2 separate regions of the Homo sapiens genome follow, and region 1 is linked to region 2. A link is a loop called in an ENCODE intact Hi-C map of the cell type or tissue named here. Cell type or tissue: prostate gland. All regions are shown on one strand. Links, peaks and the distances in the headings refer to the core of each region. The heading gives the core; the rest is flanking DNA.

Region 1 (15,992 bases), core at 3,006-11,005, 410 kb after region 2:
CAGAAGCCAGTGTTGAGAGAGGAGGGATGATGCCCCCTGACCTTGTCCTCAGTAGAGTCCTCTTGCCCGGTGACTCCACATTTAAGCTGATCTCTGGCAGTGCTGCCTCCCTCATTGGACTGACTGTAAATGATGATATGTTGCTTCTGAGAATTCTTCAGAGCACAATGAAATGCAAGCAGCAACATTCAAATAAGATTTTATTAACCACTTACAGATACCTGAAGGTAAAGAGAAATAACAGCATGAAATTAAATAGTTTGGATTTTAAGGAATAAGTACTCTGTCTTCAAGTTGTAGTCCAGCAGCTCCAGGCCAGGTGTGTGGCAGAGGCCATCCTTCTTCCCTGACCTGGGGATGTCCTGTAGCATATTTAGGCCCCTCTAGGCCCATAGAGATGCCAGCCACAAGGGGAAGCCTCAAGAGATAGGAGTTATCATTCCTGTGGACTGTAACTTTCTTAATGGCAGAGATCACATCTGTTTTACTCACATTCTTTCATTGAGGAATTTTTTCACTGAGCATCCACCCTATGCCAGATGCTTGGGATACATCAGGAAGCCAAAGAGACAAAAACAAAACATTTTCAAGTAACAGACAATAAAAAACATTTTTAAAAAGTTTGGTTAGAGTGAAATAAATGCTGCAGAACATGATAGATAGGTAAAGGGGGACTGGAAATTCCAGCGGGGAGTTTGTATGTTTGGGGGTGGGTGGTGGAGTGGGGTGTTTTTGCAATGCAAAATAGGGTGGTAAGAGTAGCCTCATAGCTATAGAAGGTGAAATCTAAGACAAGGTTTGAAAGAGATGCACAGATGAACCACGTCAATATAGAAAGGGAGAGCAGGAGGCAGAGAGAAGAACCAGCACCTTGACCTTAAATTGGTCACTATTAGATAATTAGAGGAAGAGTGCTAATTAGAGGGAGGGTGCAGAGGCTGCCATCAAGGAAAGGATGATCTCAGAGAGGTAGGAGGGATGAGGGGTCATGGGAAACTTAAAGGCCATAATAAGGACTTTGGCTTGTCTTGAGTGAAATGCAGAGCCACTGGAGGGTGTTGAGCAGATGAGTGGTATGATTTGAACTTAAATTTTATCAGAAATACCTGTGGAGTGGTGCTGAGAACGGACTATAGGGAGGCAAGGTGAAAGCTGAGGTGCCAGTATAGAGATGATGGTGGATGAGAGCATGGTGACAGCGGTTAAAGTGGTGGAAAGAAGTCAGACTCTGGATATATTTTGAAGGAAGAGCCAACAGGATTTCCTGATAGATAGGATGTGGACTGTGAAAGGAAGAAAGGCATCAAGTCTTTTGGTTTGTGCAACTGGAAGCATAGAGTTGCCATCAGCTGACACGGGGAGGAGTGGGTTGCATATGGTGGGAAGTTGGAATGTAAGTTTAGTTGTGCACACGTAGAATTAAAGATGTCCATTAGGTACTTTTGTGGAAACACTTAATGGGCAGTTGGATATACAGTTTCTAGTTTTGGGCAATGATTTGGGCTGGAGAACACTGCCGGATAGGTAGTAAGCATTCAATAAATATCCATTGAATGAATGAATGGGCGAATGAATGAATTGAAATTCTGTCTTCCAAGGTTGGATTTTCTGTCTGAGGAACTTCCTTTCCCCAGATAATTGTCACAGAAATACTAACTTTGCTTAGTGGAGACATCAATCCATATAACATCATAAGACCACACTGTCAAAATATAGCAGAGTAAGTCTAACATATGTATGTAGGTACAAATATCTACTCATTTATAAACTGGTTGGGCATGGGTGCATGTGTTGGTTTGGTGGCAGCTGTTATAATTTTTACTAGGTTATTGAATAAGTGACGATTAGAGTGGAGCCAAGGAAAGTGATACGGGTGATCTTAAACACACAGGGTTTCTAAATTTTGCTTAGAATTTCCTTGGAATGGATTTAGAGACCTAAAAACCAGTATCATGAAATCAAAGACCACTAGGACGGCCCATAAATTATTGTTTGACTTGAAATGTTTCCAGTAATTCAGAGAGGGCAGAGGTGAATGTCTAGGTTTCCAATCTTATGATCTAAACTTCCTTCTTTCCCCATTTGCTCCATTTGTTTTTCTAGAAAATTTGTCCCTGTAGGAGGTAGCTGAGCTATTGGAAGAATTTGATCTCAATAAATTACTATAGTAGTAATACTGTAACACATCTTTACTTTTTAAAAACAGAGCTTCCTTATCCAGCCAAAAAGCATGTAGGTCTTTGCATACACAATACATTTCTACAAAAGTAATTAAAACAACATGAAAGAACCATGTTGGTGGAGAGCCTTTTAAACAGCCCAACGAGTTTGTTTATAAATGTGGTTTTCTAGATCATGCTCAGAATTCTTTGCAAATAAATATTTGCATGATATTTTTGTTCAAAGATTAATTTTTCCTGGGATAAAATGGGGTTTTAGAAATATTCTTGTGTTTAGCTTCATATTGCTTTTCAGTGATATTATGGATTTATAGAACTATTTCTATTAAATGGAAATTGTACACTGAGCACAAAATTTTGTGAACTTAATTTGAAATGTGGGCTATATTCAAACTACAGAATGTGCTGTTTTAAATAATTCACAGTAGAGATAGACAAAGACAAAAATACATCTGGACAGCAGTAGTTGAGCTGGCTATTTTAAGAAATCAATCTCAGTGGTAGCAAACTCACTCTCTTTTATGAGATTGTAATTTCTAAAGCACAGTTAATATTGGGCCCTATCACATGCATCTGGGAGTAACTGCACATCTGTGAAATGTTTTTACAAAGATAATTCATCTTTTTCTAAAAAGAGACATAAAATTACTTGTTGGGTGAGGCTATTTATATGCAAAATATTGTTATTTTTTTGCACCCAACCAGGAAAGGGGATTGGTTTGCATCAGGTTCTCCTTGTTTTCCTTCTGTTCTGATTTATTCTTTTGTTTTTATCATAATTATTATCAATAGTAGGGTGTTTTTTTGTTTTTTGTTTTTTTTTTAAAAAAAAAAAACAGGGTCTTGCTATTTTACCCAGGCTGGTCTCAAACTCCTGGCCTCAAACAATCCTGCCTTCTAGCCTTCCAAAGTGCTGAGATTACAGGCATGAGACACCATGCCTGGCCCATCAGTAGTTTTTTTACTTGGTCTAGTGCTTTATATTATTTTAATTCCCAGATGGTCGATTTGCTTATACATCAGTTTTCCTGTGAAATGACTAGAATACTTTGATCTTGGCAACAAGAATTCTTTCAGGTTTACGACATGTTGAATTGAATCTTATCATGAGGGAAGTGAACAAATCAGGAAAACCGAGTAGGTATCGTAGTTGTATTCATCAAAGTACAGCAATTGGAACAAACAATTCAGGCAGTTGACTAGATTCGAACTGTAACATCATTCCAAATATTTATGGTTGTGGATTTAACCTGCAAAAGTTTTGATTCCTAAAATATAAGAGTTTGTAAATAATCTCTGGTTTCCTAAAAAGGAAAATGATATTACAGTACACATACACATATAGATCCTAAAGTAATAAGGGCTGTACTCCAGCACAGTTTAGTTGAACTCAAACAATATTATAAGGTCCTCACTTCAAAGAGGAGCTCAAGAGAGTATGTTTTTAAAAGAAAATCGATCTAATGAATGACTTGTCTCCATTTTTCACAGCTTAATTAAGCTTGGCTTTATCCTTAGAACTTAATGAGAGGGTTCCTTAAAATGTTATCCTGGATTCTTGAGGCTTCTTCAGACTTCCTCAGGCTTCTTCACTGCTTCAGGCCAATTTGGCATCAAGCATCCTTCCAGGATCCCATAGTTCAAGCTCACAGGGTGGGTGTCCTCTGAATAATCAAATTGCTCAGTTAGAAATTTCTCTAGCCTCATGCCTCTTTCCAAGTGGTTCTTTTCTGAAGTAGAGTAAGAAAAAAACTGCCATAGAGAAAGAAATATAATTTATCCTTCCTGCTCTACCTTCTCTCCACTTTTCCTTCTTTGTTCCACTTCAGGGTAAGGCACAAAAGGTACCTGTGCTAGGGTACTAGAGTAAGGGAGAGTAAAAACCCGAAGCAAAGTCAGGAGACACACTGCTTGTCTCTTTTCTGTTTGCTTTGAATACTTATCAGTTCTTCCTCCTGTCTAACTGAAACACTGTACCCTTTGGCCACCAGCTCCTCATTCCCCTGACTCCTCAGCCTCTAGTAACCACCATCTCCACTCTGTTTGACTGTTTTAAATTCCAAATGTAAGTTAGAACATGGTATTTGTCTTTCTGTGCTGGCTTATTTCACTTGGCATAATGTTCTCCAGGTTCATCCATGTTGTCACAGGTGACAGGATTTCCTTCTTTTTTACAGCTGAATAATATTCCTTTGTGTATATACACCACAGTTTCTTTATCCATTCATCCATTGGTGGACACTTAAGTTGATCCCGTAACTTGGCTATTGTGAATAACGCTGCAATAAACATGGCAGTGTGGATGGCTCTTTGATGTACTGATTTCAAATCCTTTGGACATGTCCCCAGAAGTGGGATTGCTGGATCATATGGTAATTCTATTTTTTTTTTTTTTAAGGAACCTGCATGCTATTTCGAATAATGGCTGTATTGATTTACATTCCCACCAGCAGTGTGCTAGGGTTCCCTTTTCCCCACATCCTCACTAACATTCACCTCTCATCTTTTTGGTAATAGCCATTGTGACACTCCCTGTGTCTTTAAAGAACACATCACCTGCAAGCTCCCTGCTCCTTGAGGTGTGTCACTCCAGACGCTGGGTCTCGTGCTATTTGTTACAGTCTTATATCACAGCATATAATGTTTGGAATAGTACATTTAAACAGAAAATTTAACATTTTGAGACGTTTAACAACGAGGTTACTGTTTGTTTGTTTGTTGGAGAACAGTCTATAAAAAACATTTACTTTAGGCCAGGTGCGGTGGCTCATGCCTGTAATTCCAGCACTTTGGGAGGCTGAGGCTGGTGGATCACCTGAGGTCAGGAGTTCGAGACCAGCCTGACCAACATGGCAAAACCCCATCTCTACTAAAAATTTAAAAAATTAGCCGGATATGGTGGTGGGCACCTGTAATCACAACTACACAGGAGGCTGAGGCAGGAGAATTGCTTGAACCCAGGAGGCGGAGGTTGCAGTAAGCCTAGATCGCGTCATTGCACTCCAGGCAACAGAGTGAGTCTCCAACTTAAACAACAACAACAACAAAAAAAAACCCCAAACATTTACTTCATACATTTCTTGGGATAGTTATCCAAGTACATTTTAGCAGCCAGTTGAATTGGCTGGCAGCATAAAGTAAGTATTACCATTGTGTTAGGGTTTATGAGATTGCTAGTTGCAATACCGCTATATTATTCTTCTAGTTAGTTAAGTCATAATCAATTTCTTTACACTTTCTGCTTTATGGAGGCTATTGCTCTGATCTTTGGAGTGAGAGAGAGAGAAAAAGGCCTCGTTCAGTCAGCAGTGGTTGAGTTTTCTGAGTAGGTGGGCCAGCTCGCATCAGGAAGAATGGAAGCAAGCCTCCTGGGATGTGCTGTGTGTGGCTCTGTTCTTACCAGATTACAGTATTTTAGGGACCAGTGGCCACTGCGATCAGGACCAACAGCATTCAACAAGGACCAACTTCTGTGATTTCTCTGCTCTCTAGGCAGAAGTGATGCTGGGTGGGGGTGGGGAAGGTCGGGTGAAACAGGAATGAACTTCTAAACTGCTGTAATCTCTTGAGCAGGGGTGAGCTCACCTGGCAGCAGAGCCCTGGGTGGCAGGAATTCCACAGTGGTGGTCTTCACCTGCCACACTTGTTCTGGCCATCATGACTGACACCTGGATGAGACAGGGAGGTGTCTGTGCTGGAGAACCTGAATGGTTATGTTTTAATATGAACAGTGCAGAAACTGAATGTCTGGATTTCACCATCACATTTGCAGCATCATTAGGACACAAGTTGGTCTCTGAGAGCAAAGCGTACTTGTCAGGGGGAACTGTTCCTTTGCAAAGTACCAGAAAGTGAGATGATGGCAATAAAACTGCAATAAGGGGACAGAGAATACTTTTCACCTCTGCCAAGTTTTCCTAATGCATTCTCTAAAATGCAGATTCTGATTTTCATTAATTCTCTTTATGTAGGCAGAATTTTCCATTATTCCTCAGCAGACAATGCCTTAGTGTATCTCCAGATTTGGAAACATTTCACCTTTAAAATTGTTAATGTGGATTGTGAGAGTGAGAGAATTCTGGTGGTAACCCTTTTTAAAAGGAATATTTTGTTATCCTCCCTACTTTCCCAATCCCAACTGGCATGAGGTGGGCAAAGCCGTCTGCCTACTTGTTGTAAATGTGTACTCCAAATGGACACATTTTCCTAAAGCGGGTTTCCTTGGATAAGATAATCATGCTGATCTTTGTAATGACCAATGGCTAAAGTTCATTTGCAAAAGAAGAAAAAATCATGTAGATATAAATACAGACTCTGATGTATTTATGTGATCATATATTTATATTTAGCTACATGTCACATTTTATGTAGCATTTATTAATTTTAAGAGAGCAAGATACCCACTTCATCTGTATTAATGCCTTATCATTTAGAATATCCACTAGCTTAAGGTACCTTATTCTATTTTATTTTCTATTACCTATTCTCTTGGGAAATGTATTAGATGAAGTGAAGAACAGGAACGGGAGAGAAAAAACTCTCCTAACATGATTGTGATAAACCTCAGGAGCAGTATCATGTTTACTAAGGAGTTTCAGTTTTGCTTGGAAGCCTTCCCCTGTCCATTCTTGGTTATGGGCTTTGGTCCAGTTTCTCAACTAGCCGTGCTGTTAGCAGCAATAACTAAAGAGGAAGAGAAATTACACAGCAGCATCAGCTCTGTGAAATCAGGGCCTAGCACATAGTGGTCACTTAGTACCTGTGTGCTGGATTTGGAAGTGACAAACAATATAGTGCATCCACATTTTGGGGTCAGGATGCTGCCCCTGCAAAGGTCCACTAAGAAGGTAAGGACTGTGTGATGGTCGTGGTAGGGCCAGCAGGTGCCGAGGCAGGGCCAGGTGTCTTGAAAGCAGAAAAAGATGGGAAATGCTCCTATTAAAAGTTAGGGGCAAAAAGAGACTGAATGCTTTCTCTGTATTTTTGCAGATAACCTAGTGTGTAATATAGCACAATATGTCAAAAATCCATTCCCACACCTCCTAAACAGCCATACCCCAGTATTTTAACCAACAACTGAGATCATGTGGGAGTAGAGAGGCTGGTATTAAAAAATATAATATTTGTGGGCTTTTTTTTCTGTAAATAATCTAGTTTTTCAGATAAAATTTGTAATATTATTTTTAATAAATAAAATTGAGTTTCAGTTAGAGTACATCTCTTGTGCATTTATTTCATCTCTGTTTTGAAATAATCATCAAGTGAGGAAGCCTGAGTTTTGTATCAGTTTTTCAGGTGTGTTTTGATGTTATTATAAAAATATGTTTGAAAGGAGCAGAAGAAGATACCTATCATCCTCCAAATATCAGAGATTTGCTGAGCATGACGAGAACAATATTGCATTTTCCTTAAAACGAAGAATGAAAAGATTAAAAGAACATTGTATTTTAGAACCCAACTCCTTTTTAAAATATAAAAAAATGAGATTGTTTGCCAGACTATATAGGGTCCATGGAAAAACTACCACCATAGCCAGATCTGAGAAGAAACCCAAGGATCTAGAGTGAGAGAGTGAAAAACAACTCATAATGTTTGGACTGAGGGTTAAAGAAGGAAAAATCCACAATCAAGGTGTGATTCCAGGAGAGAAGGAGTGAGACGGCCGTCAACAAGAAAGCTGGCTTATTGCAGAGCAGGAACTTGGCAGGAGCGAATGGTAATACAGACACACTATCTTATCTTCTCCCGAGAAAGGCCTCCAGCTCTGAGCCTAATCCTTTTGGCAAGGGAGAATCAGGAAGCTTAAGATTTTATAGCCTTGCTGGGCTCTCCCTGTACCTATTTGGAAGATAAACAAATAACTCCAAGGCTTTTCATCACCCTTTAGCCTAAATAAGGAGTACATTTCTCCAGATAGATGGCTATTTTCAAGCCAAAAATGAGAGAGCAGGAACACATCCACTGTGGAAAGAGATAAGAGCTGTTCTGCTTAGACAGCAGAAGATCTGGAGACACCAAATCCCAGGCCAGATTTCACCGTGAGGAGTCTGGGGAAAATTTCCAATCTTTTGGGGATAAGAGACTGTAACTAATTCCCTTGGCAAATGGAGTTACGTGGGAAATAATCTTCAGTGACAAAGTCATCTTAAAATGATCTAAAATGACAATTGTCTGCATTTAATATTTTTTATCACTTACTACTTGATTAACCAAAGGTTTGGCACAACATTATGTGGTTTTGAAAGTGATGTGGCCAAAAAGAGAGGTAATTTTTTTATAAAGATATAGCCTGGTGTAGCAGAAGGATCATGGCTTTGGGAGCTAAAGATGTGGGCTTGTGTCTGAAGTCTTCATCTTGCTTCCTTTGTGATCTTATTACAAGTTACTTACTCTCTCTAAGTCCCAGATATTGTTTTCATCTGATGATAATGATAACCTACTTATTCTTTTGTGGTGGGGATTAGATAAGATACTAAGAATAGACATATATTAAATGATGTCACCTAATAGCATGTTTTGGATACTTGGAACGTAATCTGAATCCTGAAATTCCTTTTTTTTTTATTATTATACTTTAAGTTCTAGGGTATATGTGCACAACGTGCAGGTTTATTACATAGGTATACATGTGCCATGTTGATTTGCTGCACCCGTCAACTCATCATTTACATTAGATATTTCTCCTAATGCTATCCCTCCCCCAGGCCCCCACCCCCCGACAGGCCCTGGTGTGTGACGTTCCCCGCCCTGTGTCCAAGTTTTCTCATTGTTCAATGAGTGAGAACATGTGGTGTTTGGTTTTCTGTCCTTGTGATAGTTTGCTCAGATTGATGGTTTCCAGCTTCATCCATGCCCCTGAAAAGGAGATGAACTCATCCTTTTTTATGGCTGCATAGTATTCCATGGTGTATATGTGCCACATTTTCTTAATCCAGTCTATCATTGTTGGACATTTGGGTTGGTTCCAAGTCTTTGCTATTGTGAATAGTTCCACAATAAACATATGTGTGCATGTGTCTTTATAGTAGCATGATTTATAATCCTTTCGGTATATACCCAGTAATGGGATTGCTGGGTCAAATGGTATTTCTAGTTCTAGATCCTTGAGGAATCGCTACACTGTCTTCCACAATTGTTGAACTAATTCACACTCCCACCAACAGTGTAAAAGCGTTCGTATTTCTCCATATCCTCTCCAGCATCTGTTGTTTCCTGACTTTTTTTTTTCTTTTTTTGAGACGGAGTCTCACTCTGTTGCCCAGGCCGGAGTGCAGTGGCGCCATCTCGGCTCACTGCAAACTCCGCCTCCTGGGTTCATGCCATTCTCCTGCCTCAGCCTCCTGAGTAGCTGGGACTACAGGTGCCTGCCACCACGCCTGGATAATTTTTTTGTATTTTTAATAGAGACGGGGTTTCATCCTGTTAGCCAGGATGGTCTTGATCCCCTGACCTTGTGATATGCCCACCTCGGCCTCCCAAAGTGCTGGGATTACAGGCATAAGCCACTGTACCCAGCCTGTTTCCTGACTTTTTAATGATCGCCATTCTAACTGGTGTGAGATGGTATCTCATTGTGGTTTTGATTTGCATTTCTCTGATGGCCAGTGATGGTGAGCATTTTTTCATGTGTCTGTTGGCTGCATAAATGTCTTCTTTTGAGAAGTGTCTGTTCATATCCTTTGCCCACTTTTTGATGGGATTGTTTGTTTTTTCTTGTAAATTTGTTTAAGTTCTTTGTAGATTCTGGATATTAGCCCTTTGTCAGATGGGAAGATTGCAAAAATTTTCTCCCATTCTGTAGGTTGCTTGTTCACTCTGATGGTAGTTTGTTTTGCTGTGCAGAAGCTCCTTAGTTTAATAAGATCCCATTTGTCTATTTTGGCTTTTGTTGCCATTGCTTTTGGTGTTTTAGTCATGAAGTCTTTGCCCATGCCTATGTCCTGAATGGTATTGCCTAGGTTTTCTTCTAGGGTTGTTATGATTTCAGGTCTAACATGTAAGTTTTTAATCCATCTTGAATTAATTTTTGTATAAGGTGTAAGGAAGGGATCCAGTTTCAGCTTTCTACATATGGCTAGCCAGTGCTATGAATTTCCCTCTACACACTGCTTTAGATGTGTCCCAGCGATTCTGGTACATTGTGTCTTTGTTCTCATTGGTTTCAAAGAACATTTTTGTTTCTTTTCTTTTTCTTTTTTTTGGATGAAGTCTCGCTCTGTCATCTAGGCTGGAGTGCAGTGGCACGATCTCCACTCACTGCAAGCTCCGCCTCCCGGGTTCATGCCATTCTCCTGCCCCAGCCTCCTGAGTAGCTGGAACTACAGGCACCCACCATCACGCCTGGCTAATTTTTTGTATATTTAGTAGAGATGGGGTTTCACCGTGTTAGCCAGGATGGTCTCAATCTCCTGACCTCGTGATCCACCTGCCTGGACCTCCCAAAGTGCTGGGATTACAGGCGTGAGCCACTGCGCACAGCCAGAACATCTTTATTTCTGCCTTCATTTCGTTATTTACCCAGTAGTTGTTCAGGAGCAGGTTGTTCAGTTTCCATGTAGTTGTGTGGTTTTGAGTGAGCTTCTTAATCCTGAGTTATAATTTGATTGCACTGTGGTCTGAGATAGTTTGTTGTGATTTCTGTTCTTTTACATTTGCTGAGGAGTGCTTTACTGCCAATTATGTGGTCAATTTTAGAATAAGTGCGATGTGATGCTGAGAAGAATGTATATTCTGTTGATTTGGGGTGGAGAGTTCTGTAGATGTCTATTAGGTCTGCTTGGTGCATAGCTGAATTCAAGTCCTGGCTATCCTTGTTAACTTTCTGTCTCGTTGATCTGTCTAATGTTGACAGTGGGGTGTTAGAGTCTCCCATTACTATTGTGTGGGAGTCTAAGTCTCTTTCTAGGTCTCTAAGGACTTGCTTTATGAATCTGGGTGCTCCTGTATTGGGTGCATATATATTTAGGATAGTTAGCTCTTCTTGTTGAATTGATCCCTTTACCATTATGTAATGGCCTTCTTTGTCTCTTTTGATCTTTGTTGGTTTAAAGTCTGTTTTATCAGAGACTAGGATTGCAACCCCTGCTTTTTTTTTTTGCTTTCCATTTGCTTGGTAGATCTTTCTCCATCCCTTTATTTTGAGCCTACATGTGTCTCTGCATGTGAGATGGTCTCCTGAATACAGCACACTGATGGGTCCTGATGGGTCTTGACTCTTTATACAATTTGCCAGTCTGTTTCTTTTAATTGGGGCATTTAGCCCATTTACATTTAAGGTTAATATTGTTATGTGTGAATTTGATCCTGTCATTATGATGTTAGCTGGTTATTTTGCCCATTAATTGATGCAGTTTCTTCATAGTGTCTACGGTCTTCACAATTTGGTATGTTTTTGCAGTGGCTGGTACTGGTTGTTCTTTCCATGTTTAGTGTTTCCTTCAGGAGCTGTTGTAAGGCAGGCCTGGTGGTGACAAAATCTCTCAGCATTTGCTTGTCTGTAAAGGATTTTATTTCTCCTTCACTTATGAAGCTTAGTTTGGCTGAATATGAAATTCTGGGTTGAAAATTCTTTTCTTTAAGAATGTTGAATATTGGCCCCCACTCTCTTCTGGCTTGTAGGGTTTCTGCCGAGAGATCAGCTGTTAGTCTGATGGGCTTCCCTTTGTGGGTAACCCGACCTTTCTCTCTGGCTGCCCTTAACATTTTTTCCTTCATTCCAACCTTGGCAAATCTGATGATTATGTGTCTTGGGGTTGCTTTTCTTGAGGAGTATCTTTGTGATGTTCTCTGTATTTCCTGAATTTGAATGTTGGCCTGCCTTGCTATGTTGGGGAAGTTCTAGATAATATCCTGCAGAGTGTTTTCCAACTTGGTTCCATTCTCCCCGTCACTTTCAGGCACACCAATCCGACATAGATTTGGTCTTTTCACATAGTCCCATATTTCTTGGAGGCTTTGTTTGTTTCCTTTTACTCTTTTTTCTCTAAACTTGTCTTCTCACTTTATTTCATTAATTTGATCTTCAATCACTGTTACCTTTTCTTCCACTTGATCGAATCTGCTATTGAAGCTTGTGCAGGCATCATGAAGTTCTTGTGCTATGGTTTTCAGCTCCATTAGGTCATTTAAGGTCTTCTCTATACTGTTTATTTTAGTCAGCCATTCATCTAACCTTTTTTTCAAGGTTTTTAGCTTCCTTGCAATGGGTTAGAACATGCTCCTTTAGCTCAGAGAAGTTTGTTATTACTGACTTTCTGAAGCCTACTTGTGTCAACTCATCAAAGTCATTCTCCATCTAGCTTTGTTCTGTAGCTGGCGAGGAGCTGTGATCCTTTGGAGGAGAAGAGGCACTCTGGTTTTTAGAATTTTCAGCTTTTCTGTTCTGGTTTCTCCCCATCTTTGCAGTTTTATCTACCTTTGGTCTTTGATGTTGGTGACCTACAGATGGAGTCTTGGTATAGATGTCCTTTTTGTTGATGTTAATGCTATTCCTTTCTGTTTGTTAGTTTTTCTTCTAACAGTCAGATCCCTCAGCTGCAGGTCTGTTGGAGTTTGCTGGAGGTCTGCTCCAGACCCTGTTTGCCTGGGTATCACCAATGGAGGCTGAAGAACAGCAAATGTTGCAGAACAGTAAATATTGCTGCCTGATCCTTCCTCTGGAAGCTTCATCCCAGAGGGTCACCCGCCTATATGAGGTGTCTGTCGGCCCCTACTGGGAGGTGTCTCCCAGTTATGCTACACAGGGGTCGGGGATCCACTTGAGGAGGCAGTCTGTCTGTTCTCAGAGATCAAACACCGTGCTGGGAGAACCACTGCTCTTTTCAGAGCTGTCAGGGAGGTTTAAGTCTGCAGAAGTCTACTGCCTTTTGTTCAGCTATGCCCTACCCACAGAGGTGGAGTCTATAGAGGCAGTAGGCCTTGCTGAACTGCGGTGGGCTCCACCCTGTTCAAGCTTCCTGGCTGCTTCGTTCACCTACTCAAACCTCAGCAATGGCAGATGTCCCTCCCCCAGCCAGGCTGCCGCCTCACAGTTCAATCTCAGACTGCTGTGCTAGCAGTGAGCAAGGCTCCGTGGGTGTGGGACCCACTGAGCCAGGAACGGGAGAGAATCTCCTTGTCTGCTGGTTGCTAAGACCTTGGGAAAAGTGTAGTATTTGGGTGAAATTGTCCTGTTTTTCCAAGTACAGTCTGTCATGGCTTCCCTTGGCTAGGAAAGGGAAATCCCCAGATCCCTTGCACTTCCCGGGTGAGGCGACACCCCACCCTGCTTTGGCTCACCCTCTATGGGATGCACCCACTGTCCAACCAGTCCCAATAAGATGAACCAGGTATCTCAGTTGGAAATGCAGAAATCACCCATCTTCTATGTTGATCACGCTGGGAGCTGCAGACCAAAGCTGTTCCTATTTGGCCACCTTGGAAAGGAGGTGAATCCTGACATTCTTTTGGAAATGTTCTGAAATGATTTCTTTTTCTTCATCTTAGATATAGAATTGGTGGGGGGGGGGCGGGATATGAGCAAGAATGAAATAATGGGTACTGTGTTCCTGGCTTTAGAGAATTATCTTTAAATAAAAATACAACATGAAAGTCCTGATTTATTTTTATTTCTTTTATGTTTGAGATGAAGTTTTGCTCTTGTTGCCCAGGTTGGAGTGCAGTGGGGCAATCTCGGCTCACTGTAACCTCTGCCTTCCAGGTTCAAGCGATTTTCCTGCCTCAGCCTCCCGAGCAGCTGGGATTATAGATGCACACTATCACACCCGGATAATTTTTGTATTTTTGGTAGAGATGGGTTTTTACCGTATTGGCCAGGCTGGTCTTGAACTCCTGAACTCAGGTGGTGCACCTGCCTCGGCCTCCCAAAGTGCCAGGATTATAGGCGTGAGCCACTGCACCTGGCCAGAAAGTCCTGATTTAAATAATAAAGTTCAAGAGTGTGTCCTCTGCCATCCTCGATTTACTAGCTTGCTCTGCTTTAGTGTATCCATCTCTAAAATGGGAATATTATTACTTACAGTTATAAATAGCTGTAACAGAGCATACAGTAATGGTCCTTGAGCTTCTCAGTGTCAGAAGATTCATGTTTTAAACATTTTAAATTCTTCTGCTTATCTATAGCACTCAAGAACATAAAGTGCTTTGAAATAGTCCAATAAAAAGGCCAGGTTTTTTCCTGCTATAGATATGTGGGATGAGGTACATTCAAGTGGTAAATCAGTGACACCCAGTGGCTGCTGCTTTTATATTTAGTTTTTAAATTTTCAATTTAACTTTCTAAAGTTCTGTCCCAAAACAAATGAAAGAAGATGATGAGAGCATGGAAGTTATAGATGCCTTTAAAGAAAGAGTTTCTCAGCAGTGATATGATTTTCCTAGGACATGAGAGCTATTGAATAGCAATACCAAAAATAGAGAGAGTGCAGGACAGTGGAAAACGGTTCTGGGAATTTCCAGCCCCATCATTTGCATGCTATTAAAGAGTGTACTCAAGCTTTCCTGTCACTGTTGGATTTCCCAAGAAACATTCTCATCCTTGAAGTGGCATGTTAACTGCCCAAATCCAGCGAAATCCTTATGTGTTAGAGACAGTTGGGAACATTCACTGGATATTAGACTTCCTAGGTGTAAGCAAGACTTAACTGGAGGTTTAATCCATAGCCCGCACCAAAACTCCCCTCAGTCGTAATATGACTCGCTGTAACTGCCTCAAATCCCCACACACATGAAGTTGAGTAGATTAGCATAATAGAACATGCCGGGCTCAAATCCCAGCTTGCACACTCTGTGGTTGGAGTCTCTTAAGTCACTTAAACCTCTTGGAGCCCTCAGTTGTCCTTCTGTATAATAAAGAATAAAGGCGATAATACTTAACTCATGGGTTAATAAAAAAATATTAGGTTGGTGCAAAAGTAATTGCGTTTTTTTCTCTTCCTTTCTTCCTTTCTTCCTCTCTTCCTCCCTTACTCCCTTCCTTCCTTCTCTCTCTCTCTTTTTGATGGAGTTTCACTCTTGTTGCCCAGACTGGAGTGCAATGGCACCATCTCACTCACTGCAACCTCCACCTCTTGGGTTCAGGCAATTCTCCTGTCTCAGCCTCCAGAGTAGCTGGGATTACAGGCGCCTGCCACCATGCCCGGCTAATTTTTATATTTTTAGTAGAGACGGGGTTTCACCATGTTGGCCAGGCTGGTCTTGAACTCCTGACCTCAGGTGATGCACCTGCCTCAGCCTTCCAAAGTGCTAGGATTACAGGCGTGAGTTACCATGCTTGGCTTGCCATTATTTCAATGACAAACATCTCAGTAACTTTTGCACCAACCTAATAATACATGTAAAGTGGTGGTCATATTACAGGCACTCATCATTGTCCTGATTTGTATCAGCTGACATTCTCTGTTGACCTAGATGCACAATGGCTGCTGAGCAAAACCCTTCTCTGAAACTGGATGAGTCTATTGCACTTTTTAGGTGTTCTGTGATCTGACTCCTCTCTGAGGTAACAGCTTGGATGGAAATGTACTCATTGTCATTTTTTATAATTAGAGAGTGGGACTATTTTCCATATATGACTAGTGTTGCTAAAGTACTTAGGATTTTCTGGATGAAGGACTCTGGAGAAATACTGTATTTAAAAATTCTTAGCTAATAACTTACATTTTAAGGATTAGTATTTTTTCCACATAAAACATTAAAGAAGTTTTAATAGCACAGAGATATGCTAAGTAAGGCAATTAGGTAACAGAGTTTATTAAAAACTACACAAAGGGTACATTAAAACAAAAGGCTCTAGTGCTTAGTTGCTGCTCCTTT
Region 2 (15,992 bases), core at 3,583-11,582:
TAATATAAGTACATGTAAGTACTACTCTCTACTTTGAATTAGTAAATCCATCTTTAAAGAATGTGAGAAATGTGCTTCTCCCCAAGTGACATAAGATAAACATCAGCACGTCTTCCAGATGGAAATTGTTGTGTTGTATTCATTATTATAAAAACAAATAGCATATGTATATATATATATACACACACACACACACACACATACACACACACACACACACATCTAGTCCCTCTTAGTAAATTTGCTTTGGTATTCTTAGTGGTTTGGTGCAGAATAACAGATATGTCTACCATTGTGGTATAATACAAGAGTGAAAGCCAGCATAACTGTTCTATTCAAGAATCTAGACACAGGTTTAACATCTACTTTTCATGCAACTGAGGAATATTTGACAGAAGAAACCACACTTGACATTGTGGCGATGTCATCAAGTCTCAAGATGGTGAAGTCTAACGGAGGACCTCCTCCCTTCCCCAGTTAATTCCTTTTAAACGTTTAGTACCTCCATGAATTTTGATGTGGCATTGAGCATACAGGTTTTATGCTGTTCACCCCTATATTCAAAGGGTACCATGACGAAGCCAATCGCTTCAGGAATGGCCAGGATAAAGGACAGGATCCAGATGGAGACAATTTCAATGGCAGTTACCAAAGGAATCCCAATTCCCTGAACACGACTCCAGGAGGCAACTGCTCTGTACCTGAAAAAAAGGGTAATGGAACCAAGTTGTTAGGAAATTTTAAATGTATTTCAATTAAACAAAAATTGTAAGTGCTGGGAAGTTCCTCCTCATTGCCAATACCAGTAATTGTCTTTTTAGGAATTTTCTGAGTCTTGGTATGAAAACCAAGTGGGTTTTTTTTTTTTTTTTTTTTTTTTTGAGGCAAAATCTCGCTCTGTTGCTCAGACTGGAGTGCAGTGGCACCATCTCGGCTCACTGCAAGCTCCGCCTCCCAGGTTCACGCCATTCTCCTGCCTCAGCCTCCCGAGTAGCTGGGACTACAGGCGCCTGCCACCACGCCCGGCTAATTTTTTGTATTTTTTTTTTTTTTTTTTTAGTAGAGACGGGGTTTCACCGTGCTAGCCAGGATGGTCTCGATCTCCTGACCTCGTGATCCGTCTGCCTCGGCCTCCCAAAGTGCTGGGATTACAGGAGTGAGCCACTGCACCTGGCCTTTTTTTTTTTTTGAGACTGAGTCTTGTTCTGTCACCCAGGCTGCCAGGCTGGAGTTCAGCGGCAGGATCTCAGCTCACTGCAAGCTCCGCCTCCCAGGTTCACGCCATTCTCCTGCCTCAGCCTCCCGAGTAGCTGGGACTACAGGCACCCGCCACCACACCCGGCTAATTTTGTTTTTGTATTTTTAGTAGAGATGGGGTTTCACCGTGTTAGCCAGGATGGTCTCGATCTCCTGATCTTGTGATCTGACCGCCTTGGCCTCCCAAAGTGTTGGGATTACAGGCGTGAGCCACCACACCCGGCCACAAGTGGGGCTTTTAAGAGTTCCACCCATTTGGAAATCAACTGCGTGGCAGGCCTGAGTCTGAGGTCTTTATTTGGTCTAGAGAAATCTTAGGAGAGTTTAGAATGTGGCGGTAACAGACAGTTGTGCCTATGTTTTTTAAGCTGGGGGAGAAATTGGATGGATGGGAGGGATCATGAAAGCTGCTGGTACTTGTTATAGTAATATGTTATTCCTCTTTATAAAATAAAAAAAGAAACCTTAAAGCATTATCTATGAAGTGGGTCTAGATATCCTTGAGTGAATAACCACCACAGATATTCCATTGTTTCCTCCCTTCTTATGTGAGCACAGTGGGCTTGTACCAGGTGGCAGTTTTAGTAAATACCTATTTGTGGTAAATGTCAAAGAGGGATTATATCACTCCCATTATGGCCCTGTGCTAGAGCAGATAAAACTTATTTAAAGATACTTTGGTTCCTAATCTTTAGGGTTTACAATCTAACAGAAAAGAATGGTTCAAACAGAGTATATAACATAAATGTGACTGAATGATTATGTCAATCAAAAAACTGTCTGATAATAAGAAATTATGCTCACCCTATTTTTTACTTCACTATTTTAGTGATAATAATCACATTTAAATGTTATGTCTAAGGAAGGTTTGGTTTAGAAATTCTATGTTCTTTGACCTGATGTGAAGGTCTAATGCTAACTGCTTTTAGACTTACTATTAAGAAGAGACCTGTGACGTGGTATGGTATTTTTGTGGCCTCATTCCTGAAATTTTTGTTGCTGCCGTAATGGAAAAGAAACATTTTCGTTTTATAGTTTTCATTAGATAGTGCCAGAAGGCTGTAAAACAGACCGAATGCATTGGAGACAGGTGCTCATGGGTTTGCAGGACATGCAAAGTAATGTAGAAGATTAATCAATAAAGCCAAGGCAACATACAAGCTACCCATATCCACCAAGACAAGCCCCCATCAGTTATATTTAGTGTACTGTCTCAGTACATTTACACAGTACATCTGTGAAAACACAACTCTTAGAATTATGTTGACTGTTTCTTCACCAGAATTCCCTAGAGATGAGCATGTACAGATTTGGGTATTTTACGATGATGCCACATGGCATATTATATAGCACAATTTACTGGAGAAATGTTTTATAAAAGATTTTTAGGGTAAATAAGATTTGTGTACAATACAAATCTCAAAAAAGTCCAGATTATTTCAAAATGGGATAAAATACAGCTATGCAAACAGACCAAGAAAATCCTTTTATGATATAATCAAGATTGAATTTTAAAATTTATGGTTATTTCCATAAATTGTCCAGTGGGATAAAAATCATTGTTTATTTTTCTTTGTTCCCTTGTTAAACTGGCAGCCTGATACCCAGTAAAGCTAAGAGGAATGGAGACAGGATGTCTATATCCCAAGGCTGTCAACGGAGTTACATCTATTTCTTCTTCCCTTCTCTCAGGTTGTTTACCAGGGAAGGTGATTTAAATAAAACACCCTGTTTCATTAGAGAGTAAGAAAACCTGATTTCCTTGCCAGGATTTGGGGTGAAAAGTGGCTTAAGGAATAAAATGTGGTCAACATGTTCTTATGATGAACATGTTCACAGACCAACTTCATTTTTATAAAGCGCCATGAGTTCCCAGAATATTACACATCCATAATCCAATGTAAATTCAACATTCACAAATAAGTAGAAGTCATTTTTAGAGTCTAGTTTAGCAAATAATTCATGATCAGTCTGCTCCTTCATTAACCCACTCACTGAAAATTAGAATATTTTCCATTTATAATCACACAGATCTCGATAACATCTCCATGAGATAAGGGGAAAACAGCCATAAGAACAATTAGGAACAATCATTTGTGATAATGGAGGTGGGGAAATGTATGGAAACCATGAAACACTGGATGTTTCAAAACTGATTTCTATTTTGAATATAATGGCACAACACACTGACACACAAATATGCTTTTCTCATGAGGTGCGATTATAAATAGCCTTCCATCTAGTCAGTATGTATATACATCTCTCTCTGTATATCCATGACATCTTCAGTTGTCATGGAAAATCTGCAAGTGTAGATTCCACCACTGACAACTGCTGTTCCAGAAAGAATCCCTCCTCTCTGAAATGCTTTCTTCACTTGATTTCCACCACAATCTCCCAGTTTTCCTTCTGACTTACTGGCCATTCCTTCTCATTTACCTGGCTGGACCCCGCTTTCTCCACAAATTCTTAGTATTGGATTTGTCTGAGGGCTTAGTGCTCAGACGTTTTTTCTGTCTATGCGCTCTCCTTTGGTGATCTCATCTAGTCTCGTGGCTTTAATGTCATTTAACTATCCATCTAGCGGTAATTCCTAAATTTATACCTCTAGCCTGGTGCCTCACCTTTAACTCTAGACTTGTACCTCCAACTGCCTACTTGCGAGCTCCACTAGGACACCTAACAGGCATCTAAACACTCCCAAATCAGACTCCTTGTCTTCCTTGTGGCTAAACCTTTCTGCAGTTGTTCCCATCTCTGGCCCCAAACATTGGGTTAGATTTCACTCCTCTTCCACCACACATCCAATCCTTCAGCAAATCTTGCAACAACTTCCTTCAAGATATATCCAAATGCAACCACTTTTCACCATCGTACCTGTTATCGCAGTGCCTTGATGATTGCCATAGCTTCCTAACTGATCTTCCTATGTCCACCTTGCTTTGCCACAGCCTCGTCTGAACATAGCAACTGGAGTGAGGCTGTTACGTCAGAACATAGCAACTGGAGTGAGGCTGTTACGTCAGACCATAGCACCCTCTGCTCCAAACCCCCCAGTGGCTTCCCACCCCTGTGAGAATGCCTACAGGTGTCCTCAGAGCTGCTTCCTCACTTCCTTCCGGTTTTTACTCAATTGCAGTTTTCACAGAAGCCTTCCCTGGAGACCCTACTTAAGTTTGCCAACTCCCCCTCCAGAATTGTCTCTCTCACCCTGATTCATTTTTCCCCATAGCACTACAATGTGACCAACAATGTTCTATTTATTTATTTGGTTTATCATCTATGCTCTCCCCTCTCCTTTAGAATGTAAGTTCCCAGCCGGGTGCGATGGTTCATGCCTGCAATCCCAGCACTTTGGAAGGCTGAGGGGGGCGATCGCTTGACACCCTGGGCAACATGGTGAAATTCCATCTCTACAAAAATACAACAATTAGCCAGGCATGGTGGTGCATGCCTATATTCCCTTGGGAGGCTGGGGTGGGAGGATCCCCTGAGCCCAGGGAGGTTGAGCCTGCAGCGATCCCTGATCATGGCACTGCACTCCAGCCTGGGTGACAGAGTAAGACCCTGTCTGAAAAAAAAAAAAAAAAAAGAAAGCAAGAAAAGAAAAAAGTGAAAAAAAGCATATAAGCTTCATAAAGGCTGACATTTTGTATGTTGGTCACAATACCTAGAACAACAAGTGCCAAATAAATACCTGTTGAATGAAGTGTCTTTTTGTTGGCGTTTTCATGCCTGTTACCATGCATGTACCTTACCTCACCTTAATTGGCTAGGGAATTCTTAATCTCTAGGGAATTCTGGTGAAGAATCAGTCAGCATAATTCTAAGAGTTATGTTTACACAGATGTACTGTGTAACCTTACCTTACCTTAATTGGCTAAAGCTAATAGCACACTACATTCTGATCATTTTCCTATTTTTCAAGCTAGCCATGAATTAGGCCACAGATTAAAAGCTAATACTTTTAGAGGACCAGATTCAATAATTTAAAGGAGGGATCTATGGGCTGATCTTTCTGCCCCATATGTTCCAGTTGGGAACCTGAGAGCTGGCATCTTGTCGCATCCTCTGCCTGGTCTCCAGTGAACCTGGGGCGTCTGGACCATGGCTCAGGGCTGCCAACTCCCGGTAGAGCCTTTTTGCATTATATCACCTTGTACCCTGTCATGTGATAGGCCAAAATAAAAGTATAAAATATATATTTTATTCATGTAAAGATGTTTGTTAGTGCGTGTGCCTATAAATAGATTTTTACATGTTATTAAGGCCAGAGGCATTTAATGCATGTTTATTGAATCTTGAAGGTGTGGTCTGGGATAGTCATTAAGTTTAAAAATGTTTATTCTTGAAAGAACTTTAAAACATTATAAAATAAAACAAATTAAAAAGATACCACTTCAACAAAATCTATTTTTTTATTCTTTTCTTGTTTTGATTCTCACAGGCATAGTTTGAATAGACTATAATCATATGACTCACAATTTTTAAATTTTAGCTTTATTTACATTAAAAATACTCTCCTATGTTTCTACACGGGCGTGGCCCTTATCAATTTAATGGCTACACAGTATAACAAGATTTTGATATAATTTACTTGAATTTTTTTTCTATGTTCACATCATTTCTAGTGTTTCACAGCTGTGAATAAGACGCCTATAAGCTTGTTTGTACACATAATTTTTTTTCTCTTTCTGAATGATTTTTCTGGATTAATTATCTTGAGTGGGATTACTGGATCAGGGAATAAATAGGTGGCTGAAGTGCCTTAAGAAAGAAGTTTCTACCAAGTGCCTGTTAATGAATGCTTGCCTGTGTTAGAATTTATTATTTATTCTTATTTACCACTTCCATAAGGTACAGTGCCGCCCCTATCTTTACCTCTGCACATCTTTAATTAACAGCAAACTTGATCATTTGTAATGGTTGTTAATGATTTATATCTCTCATACCATATGGAGGTTTGGAAGCTAAATGCTAGCAGGAAGAATTCTTTTTTAGAGATAGGGTCTTACTCTGTCATCCAGGCTGAAGTGCAGTGGCACAATCATAGCTGTAGCCTCCAGAACCTGTACTCCCTTAAGGGATCCTCCTATCTCAGGCTCCCTAGTAGCTGGGACTATTGGTGCCCACCACCATGACAGGCTAATTTTTAAAAATATTTTTTGTAGAGACAAGGATCTCGCTATGTTGCCCAGGGTAGTCTTGAATTCCTGACTTCAAGCCATCCTCCTGCTTCGGCCTCCTAAGGCTGAGCCACTGCAACTGCTTGGCCAATTCCAATTTAGAAGAGAATCAGGTGTGGTGAATTAAAAGACAGCTGCAAATGCTTTACCACTTCTTCAGTTGAGTTCTTAAATTGAGCTGGCCTGTGACTACTTTGATCAATTGAGTGTGGCTAGAATGATGTTTTGCAGTTCCAGGTCTGGCCTCTGAAAGGAGCCTTGAGCCTGCTGGAGCAAAAACAGAGAGGACCCTGAGACTACATGGAGGGGGAGATGGGCTCTGCTGAGCTCAGACATCCAGCTGTCCCTGCCAAGGTGCCAGGCATGTGAGTGTTGGACCTCTGACACAAGCTCAGAGTCAGCTGAAGTCCACCAACCCCAGGTGACGTGACAAGGAGCAGAAGAATTGCCCAAATTCCTGACCTTCAACATGGTGAGATATGATAAAACGGTTGTTGTTCTGAATTGCTAAGTTTTGGGGTAGTTATCAAAGAGAAGTGGGGTAGCAAAATTAACCAGTTGCCTGATCTTGACAATAGAATAAGATAAAAGAACAAATAACTCAGTACGATAGTGAACAGACTCCCAAATAAGATCCTATTGCCCTAGCCAGCCTTGGACTTTGTCCAGTTCCCTGCTCATGTCTTCTGGCTCAGACCCTTCCTCTGTGTCTTCACTATTGTCATGGTGCAATAGAAAACCATAACACCAGGAAAATAAGGAGAAACCAAGTCCAACTCTAACAAAGAGGTTTTTCTGAAAACCACCTTCATGTTTCTTGAGTTAGGATATACCTTTGAGAATATCACAGAGACCACTGATCAATTATTTGAAATGATGGGTTCAAGAACTGACATCAGCTTTTCAGCCATATAAAACAAAGCTGCCTCATTAATGGATCTTTGCAACTTTTCCAAGTATCTAATAACACATCACTCTGGAATAGTTGTTAAAAGAGTTTTATCTTTTTATAGCCTTCTTCCCCAGGCAACTTTTAACAAGTTGGATCTGTACCCAGACCTTTTTACTGGTCTGACCCCATCATCATCATCTTCCACTTTAACACGATTTTGCAAAGATCAACAGTGATCCCTCCTACCCCTCTCCTGCTGCTGCTTTTTTTTTTTTTGCCTCCAAACAAACTCAAAGTAATATATAAAACTTGTCACTTTCAGCATGTAAAAATAACTATTTTAATAGCTGGTAATGGCTGGTTATTCATTTTTGTTGGGAAAAGTTTATTCATTATAGAAGTATACTGCCTTAGAATTAAAAAGATAATTCAACAAGAAAGCTGGATAGGGGTCAAAATTTGTTTCTGAATTTCTTCAGTTCCTGATTTGTCTTTTTCTCAAATGACCAAGGATGTGAAACTAGATTTGCGGAGGAATTATTCAAAAGGTTAAACTGAGACAAGTCCATAGTTGAAATTAGCAATGAAAGCCTATCCATTCTGGCAGAAATCATGTGCTTTCTCTCAGTCCTGTTTAGCTTATTCAGATTAAAAGCTGATAGTGAGAAAGCTAGATATTTTCTTTGATCTTACATCATTCTGTAATCATTGATTGACGAAGTAATAAAGAAATCCTATAGAACTTGGATGTAAGGTTTCTCTCATTTTCTTTCAAACAACTCTGAAATGTGAGATAATTATGTTTTTAAAATACTGTGTAAAAAAATCATGGGAACTCTTTGTCCTGGGCCATAATTTATTCAGCTCATAAAATGAAAGCAGGGATTCACAAACTGCAACAGGTTCCAAACTCCCTTTTCATTCCTTGTTTCATTTTAAAAAGTGTTTTTTATTTTTTATTTTTATTTTTTTTTGTAGTAGTAGAATATAATGCAACCAAATTAAGAGTTAAAGCAAATGGAATCTTATCTTCAGGAATTAAGTGTGAATGATTCATTCTCTCGTGTGAAAGCTTTTGAAATAGAAATGTCAAATAGATTCCCTACATACAAGTCCTGAAGCTTAGGGTCAATACCAAATGAAATGTAAAAATAGTAAAGTGTGTGTCTAGGGAACAAAGAATGATTAGTTTATTTTCAAGGAAAGACCTTTTGGATTAAGGCTGATTTTTGTGAGAGTGGAATTTTAAAATAGTTCATTTCCTTGATCTACAACTCAGATCAAATCTTAATGAGATAGATTCTTGGCATCATTTTTTCTTACTTTCTTTTCTTTTTTTTCTTTTCTTTCTTTTCCTTCCCTCCTTCCTTCAGTCCTTCCTTTCTTTTTAACTAAGAATGACTCACATTTCATTTGATACACAACTATTTATCGTGATGGAACATCTTATTTCTTTTTCTTCATGCATGAGATGAAGAGAGGAGGTGGTATTGGGTGAGGTGACCCGACACTAGATATAGGAATCTATGACCTAACTTTCCCAGTATCTCCCCGACTCAACACTGGGCATGACTGAAGCTCCGCATGATGCTCCTAGATCCCCCCAAGGAAGAAAGAGGAGGCAGAACAAAAAAGTGAGGAGGAACCAGCTCTGCACCCTGGGCCTGTGGGAGGAGTGACAATTTTTCCTAGCTTACTACTTTTTTTTTTTTTAAGTTTTATGAATGTTTAATCCAAAGGTTTTAAAATACTATATCTTAAAATACATTTATAATTTTGTCCAGCATTTCTACCATTCTTTTAAAGTTCAGAAGGGTCTTCCTTCCCTTTCCAGAGATCAAAAAGATAGTCTATTTTCTTCTACTCCTTTATGGTATAAACAAAAATAAAATTCTAAGCCCCTCAAATGACTGAATGGACTCCTCCTCTTGGCCAAGGGGATTTCAAAGAAACCTAAAATACGAGTTCAGGCCATGATGGGAAGGGGATGTCAGACCTGCCTCTTCATACTTTCCTCTCTTTGGAATTTAGGCACAACAGGCCAGCATTAACGTTAGAACAGATCTTAAGACTAACAAAACAGGACGGGCGCGGTGGCTCATGCCTGTAATCCCAGCACTTTGGGAGGCTGAGGCGGGTGGATCACGAGATCAGGAGATCGAAACCATCCTGGCTAACACGGTGAAACCCCGTCTCTACTAAAAATACAAAAAATAAGCCGGGCGTGGTGGTGGGCACCTGTAGTCCCAGCTACTCGGGAAGCTGAGGCAGGAGAATGGCGTGAACCTGGGAGGCGGAGCTTGCAGTGAGCCGAGATCAAGCCACTGCACTCTAGCCTGGGCCACAGAGCAAGACTCCATCTCAAAAAAAAAAACAAAAAAAACAAAAAAACAACAACAACAAAAAAAAACAAACACCCAACAAAACAGACTCTCTGTAGCAGTGACATACCAAATCCCAAGCACACTCTAGTATAGCATCACGTGACAGAGAGAAGGCCCTGAAAGAAATAGAAGTATTTCACTCCAAAATATATTTCTTTGACCTATTTTGAAATGGCCCTGTATAGGCATCTCTTGTGGAGAAAATTTACATTCTGTAGATTATTCCCTTCCATTTCCAGGTCTTTTCCTGATCCAGGAGAGATTTAACTAAGAGTCTGGCACCTTTTAAGATCTGATAAGAGGCATTTACTATCTATTCTCATACTACCTGGAGGCTTCATCTACATAGAACCTTGGCTTCCACAACCCCCTTATCCTAACCCCAAGCACTTCTTGTCAGCATTTGCTGACTTCAAATCTTTAGACAAAACTTAACTCTTTCAACTAAATGCCAGTCAGGAAATCTTTGAATCCACCTGTGACGTGGAAGCACCACCCTGCCCTCCTCACCCAACCTCCACTTCAAGATGTCCCATGTTTCCAGGCCAAACCACTGTAAACCTTACGTGTATGGATTTATGTTTTTGCCTGTAACTTCTGTCTCCCTAAAATGTATAAAATTAAACTGTAACTCAACAACCTTGGGCACAGGTTCTCGGGACCTCCTGAGGCTGTGTCACGGGTCATGGTCTTCACATTTGGTTCAGAATACATCTCTTCAACTATTATTCAGAGTTTGGCTTTCTTCATCAACAATGGTTTGAGTTTTTACATGCTTGAGTATAGTGGTTAAGAATGCAGACTACCAACATTTGATTAGTGGCTCCAGCACTTAGTAGCCATGCTGACTTGGTTAATCTCTTTCAACCTCAGCTTCCCTATCTGTAAAGTGGAGATAACACACCAACTATCACAGTTACATAAACTAATTTTTTTTTTTTTTTGAGACAGAGTCTCACTCCATCCCCCAGCCTGGAGTGCAGCTGCTGTTGTCTAATCTCGGCTCACTGCAACTTCCACCTCCCGGGTTCAAGCGATTCTTGTGCCTTAGCCTCCCAAGCAGCTGGGACTATAGATGCCTACCAGCATGCCTGGCTAATTTTTGTATTATTTGTAGAGATGGGGTTTCACCTGTTGGGCAGCCTGGTCTTGAACTCCTGGCTTCAAGTGATCTGCCCACCTTGGCCTCACAAAGTGCTGGGATTACAGGCATGAGCCACCTCACCCAGCCCTAAACTAATTTTTGTAAAGTATTTTCAATAGGGCCTAACACTTAGTAATATTCAATAAATGGTAATAATTATAAATATTATTATTGATATGTACAGAAGACTTTAACATGCTTTTTCCCTCAGATGGCTAAATAGCATAATTTATTGATAAATCTTTCCTCCCCCGATTATATTCAAAGTGATTTCAGCCTATATTATTAATACATTCTTGTGTATTCCAGCACCTGAGTCGAGTTTTCCCACTGATTTGTCAGTGTGTTCATGGGTTTGCATTACATTGTTTAAAACATTGTAGCTTTATAGCATTTAAAATGACCATATAGGCCACTGCATTCTAGTCCGGGTGACAGAGCAAGACCCTGTATTTTAATAAAAAGAAAAATCATATAGGAAGAACATGTGTGTAGGACACATTGTTCTTTTTTCAAAATGTCATGATTATTTTCCCATTTCTTTTCTCTACATGAATTTTAGAGTTATAACTAAAAAATTTAATTAGATATTATAATGAAAATACATGGTTACATCTCTGAAAGAAATGTAACTTGATGATATGCAGCTTGATGAATACAGGAAAAATTTTACTTGTATTAGCAATGTAATAGGTGCAATTTAATGCTTTTAATTTTTAGATAATATAACATTTTGAATGAAAGAAGAAATGATATTGGGATGCTGGGAGTGGGAACATCAGAGTGAGAATTTATTAGTGAATCAAATCCACATCATAAGTGTTTATTCAGCTTTTTATGGTCTAAGGTACCATGATCTCAAGATTATATAGTGGCCACCTATGGTATGTAAGTGTTTTTATGCAGCAGCCTTTAACATCTAATATAATGTAGATGTAACCCAAAGAGACCCTAGACTTTCCTACAAATCACTGAAGGGTATTATTAATAGATGATAAGGTTATTTCTGATCTTTGTGTTTACCATTGCAATGGGAACATTTTTGTCAATGGTATGATTGTGTTTTAAATTACTAATGAAATTATTTTTTGTGTTTTATTTTTAATAACATTTTTATTTTGTGTTTCACAGTTATAGCCATTTATTTATTTATTTATTCCTGGGCTCAGGTGATTCTCCCACCTTAGCCTCCTGAATAGCTGGGACTACAGGCATGCATCACCATGTCCAGCTAATTTTTTGTATTTTTGGTAGAGATGGGGTTTTCCTATGTTACTCAGACTAGTTTCAAACTCCTGGGCTCAAGAAGTCAGCCCATCTTGGCCTCCTAAAGTGCTAGGATTACAGGTGTGAGCCACCGTGCCCAGCTGACATAAATTTATAACAAGGATACCATTCTAATTTTCTAATTGCTGATTGAATGCACATTTTTATGTTTTAACAGTAACAATTTTTGTCCTAACAATAATTATAAATGTAAAATAACAGAATATCTGTAAACTCTTTAATGTTCTTTAGAAGAGTGAGCCTTTTATTTCTATAATGATGAGACTCAGGTTCCCTGATAAAGTGATTGTCAGGGAATGAGTTAGAATGAAAACCTCTTCTAAATTGTATGTAGGCTAATTAAATAGGCCATTATACACCACTTGTGTGAGATTATAGTAAATATAAAAGAGTGCCACAGAATGTGTTATAAAGTTCCTAATTTCATTCTTATAATTGCTGCTATGAAAACCAGAAGGTAAAGAAAATACCATCTAGAAGTTCACAGAATTCAGAAGGGCTTCTTTAGAGAACGCTTAACAATCATGCGTGCGGATTCTGGAAAGACTTCGGGACATTTGATGGAGTTTTCAGAATTGGATAAAGGGATGCTTCTGGTGTTGCACTCTTTTTAAAACTTATGAAACATTTCAGTCTTTCAAAAAGGCAGGGTGAAGAACATAGCAATATGGTGCACTTACCTCTCACTCAATTAATTAAACATTACAGATATAATTGAACAGTATCTTTTTTTATGATAAATTTACCAGGTGAAATATAGGATTTGCATATCCTGGAATCTCCTTTTCACAAAGTTTATTCCATCTAATATGTTAATTTTCACTTTATTGCCAAAAGGGCGTCAAATGGGTATTCTTGATAAAATGCTCTAGGTACATAATTGTCTGAGCCAAAGATGGCTAATAATCAGCAAATGTGGAAGGCAATTCTAAACAGCAAAGGCAAGATGGTTAATGCTTTAATTCACTTGAAGCTAATCAACAGCTGTCCTGGGCACGAATTCTCTTGACTTTTCTTCTTTTTGAGAAAAATGCTTTTCTAAGCCCAGCCAAAGAGCAAAGGGAAAGAACCACATTACCTGTCAACACTAAGAGCGCAGAGGTTGAGGACGGTGATCCCCACCGAGGACTTCTGCAAAAAGGGGAACAGCTTGCAAAGAAATACGCCAAAGTCATTGTGATCAAAAGGCCAGCGCCCAGCCAGCAGCTGAAAGAAGGAGACACAGTGGTAAGAAATGGTAGAGCTGGCACGGAGCATGTGGGCACTTACAGTTTTAGTTATGCGTCCCAACTTCTAAATTTTATTCACAGTGCTTTTCAGTTAGCACTGTAGCAAAAGAGTATTAGAATTGTTATTTTTTTCTTTCGTATTTTAAAGCCTCAGCAATTTTTAGTCTGGAAAGATATACAGATATAATTTATTATTATTAATATGTAGTAACATGAATATATTGTGATATATATTTAATACATAAAAATCAATATAGTGTATTAATATAATACATATATATTAAATATATTATAGTTATATAATACAATTTAATAACAGAAGAGATGTGCCTTTGATCTCACATCAACTAGTCACGCTGCCTACTTTTCAAACAGTAGTAAAAGTTTGGGATTTTGGGAGACAGCTCAACTGAGAAGCCGACAGTGGTTTTTTATCTGTGCTTACTAAACCATGAGTAAAGCAAATAATTTCAACTACTGGAATTGGCAGATTATATTGTCTCTGAAATTAAGAATGAAAGGTTAGGGAGAATACTGGAAAAAAACAAAGTGGTGTAGAAGCTACTAATTTTGGCAGCTAGCTAACACCTAAAGCCACTTTGAACTTACATTTTCCTCTGTGCTTAAGGGGCTGACTCTGCTTCAGTAGATGTGATGTAAGTGGCTTTTCTCTATTTAGGCTCAAACTTCCCCTTACTATACAGAAAAATGTGGTTACCTTGATCTGTTGGTATCACATGCAGAAAAATCTGTTCTTCCATGTTGACAATTTCCAACCTTGTTTGCAAGGCAAGAGTGGACACCCTCTAGTGGCTGTGCTGGGTAGCAGACACATAACAATAGCTACCAGTACTCTGTATTTGTCTAATTAGGTATTATACTAGGAGCATGGGCTTAAATAATAGCTCAGCTACCTAAAAGGGGGAAGGAAGTTCCTGCTGAACATATGATGCCTTTTCAAGTGTGAAAATGGTATTGATTTCCTTTCTAATTTTTTGCTTAGTGACTCAATTTAAACTTAACTCACTAGGAAACAGTATCCTACTAACTTGACAAACTCCTTTTTCTTTTTTTTTTGAAAAGTTCTTTTTGCCATAGTAACTCTAAGCTAAGCTTTGAATTTCTTTTCTACTATTTCCAAAAGATGATGTGAGGTTTAATTCCATGGTCAGTGTGATCCATAACACGAGTCCTTTGAAAGAGTTTGGGAAACCAGTACCCCGTAGATAAAGAATGAGAACTTGGTTACACAGGGCAGTCTCTCACTCTGTGATTTTTGGCTAAGACCCTATAAAACTTCATTATAGAGGTTTTCTCTCTTTAGTTTTCGTGATTACTTCCTTTCTTCTAAATAGTTTTTGAAAATAACCTTTTTCTTTAATCCAATAGTGCCTCTGGTTTCTTCTTCATCTCACTATAAACAGTCTCGATTGGTGTCTTCTCAAAATTTCCTCATAAACTTTTGTCCAAGGACAACCACAAAACTCTTTGCACAAACACTGCCTTCATTTCTTATGGTTTTCATGAAGCTGACAAATAATTATGCCATTGCTGACTGCTGGTTATTAATGCTTGGTGCAAGTAAAGACATAAAACACTATTTCTGAGATGAATCACCCTATAAAAACAAGAAAACCTGAAAACTACTTTTTATAGAATAAGAATTTAGAATTCTGGCTCAGAATTATAATTCTTCAAAGACCACAGATATATGTAATTAAAACAGTGTAGGCACGGTTATGGGATATACTCTGGAACAGTTGAATTGTTTGTTTGTTCATTCCCGGAGATTAAGAGGACCCTGATAATCCACATGAATGGATTTCCCAATTCACACATCTAACAATGAAAGAAAAGAAAAAGATGTTCTTGCTTAATAAGGGAGACTCTGAAATCCTGTGAAGGTCTCAGTGGCAAGTGCTAAGAAAATGATCCAGAAAAACCACAAATGAACATGGATTCTCTCAGATTCTTCCAATCTCAATTACATTTTTTCCTTTTACATGCTTCCTTAAACTTTTAACTAGGATTAGGTTAGGGTTAGGCATAAAGAAGGACAGAGAGGAAAGACATCATGGAATCAGTGGGAAGCAAAAAAGATCATGGAATTGTCTTTCTTTGAGACAAATAGGTGTGGTGTTGGTGGTGGTGTTCTTTTTCCTTTTCCTAGGAGTGAGCATTGATTCTTCTTGGGAATTATAGATAAAGGGGAAGGAAAGAAATCATTGGAGAAAATTATTAGGTGTAATCACTGTGTAGACTTCCCTAACTTGTATGTCCTTCATTCTGAAAGGATGTATGGGTAGTAAGTGTCCAATGCTGCTAGGAGGAAATTAGGTCCCTGCCTGTAGGCAACGTCCCCCTCTTTTCCTTTTCCTCTCTGGTTCCATGTGGCTTCCTCAAAGAGGCCCTCATTAACTATCTAACCTCAAGTAGAACCCGCTTGTTAATCTCTTCCATGGAACCAGTGTTGGAGCAGTCCTACATTCAAAGTGTCCTTTCAGCTTGCTCTGCTGGAGCAAGAGCAGGAGCAGGAGTCCTCATGGAGGCAAACAGTGGGGCTCACTGGTTTTCTCTTATTTAGCAGAAGCACTTGGAGCTTCTGAAGGACTA

The links. Peaks named below come from ENCODE experiments on the same cell type or tissue, not always from the same donor. Only the 100,000 strongest peaks of a DNase experiment are listed, where the experiment ranks them.
Region 1: it touches region 2 in a loop (5-fold over the local background); 4 of 110 quality-filtered maps call a loop at or near these places.

The regions. Positions count from the first base shown.
Region 1 is chr4:147,109,569-147,125,560 of GRCh38, reverse strand. No RefSeq gene overlaps it. Among named protein-coding and RNA genes, the nearest start is that of TTC29, 170 kb to the right of the region's middle. In prostate gland, for the core only: no CTCF peak of the experiment used is centred there; DNase peaks (open chromatin) are centred at 6,830 and 7,920; H3K27ac peaks cover 2,902 bases.
Region 2 is chr4:147,517,215-147,533,206 of GRCh38, reverse strand. It overlaps EDNRA (endothelin receptor type A), which reads right to left. Exons shown (of 8, transcript NM_001957.4): 3 at 13,229-13,356; 4 at 503-701. It overlaps LOC124900795 (a long non-coding RNA gene), which reads left to right. Exons shown (of 2, transcript XR_007058311.1): 2 at 6,675-8,077. Among named protein-coding and RNA genes, the nearest start is that of EDNRA, 44 kb to the right of the region's middle. In prostate gland, for the core only: no CTCF peak of the experiment used is centred there; a DNase peak (open chromatin) is centred at 7,103; H3K27ac peaks cover 4,196 bases.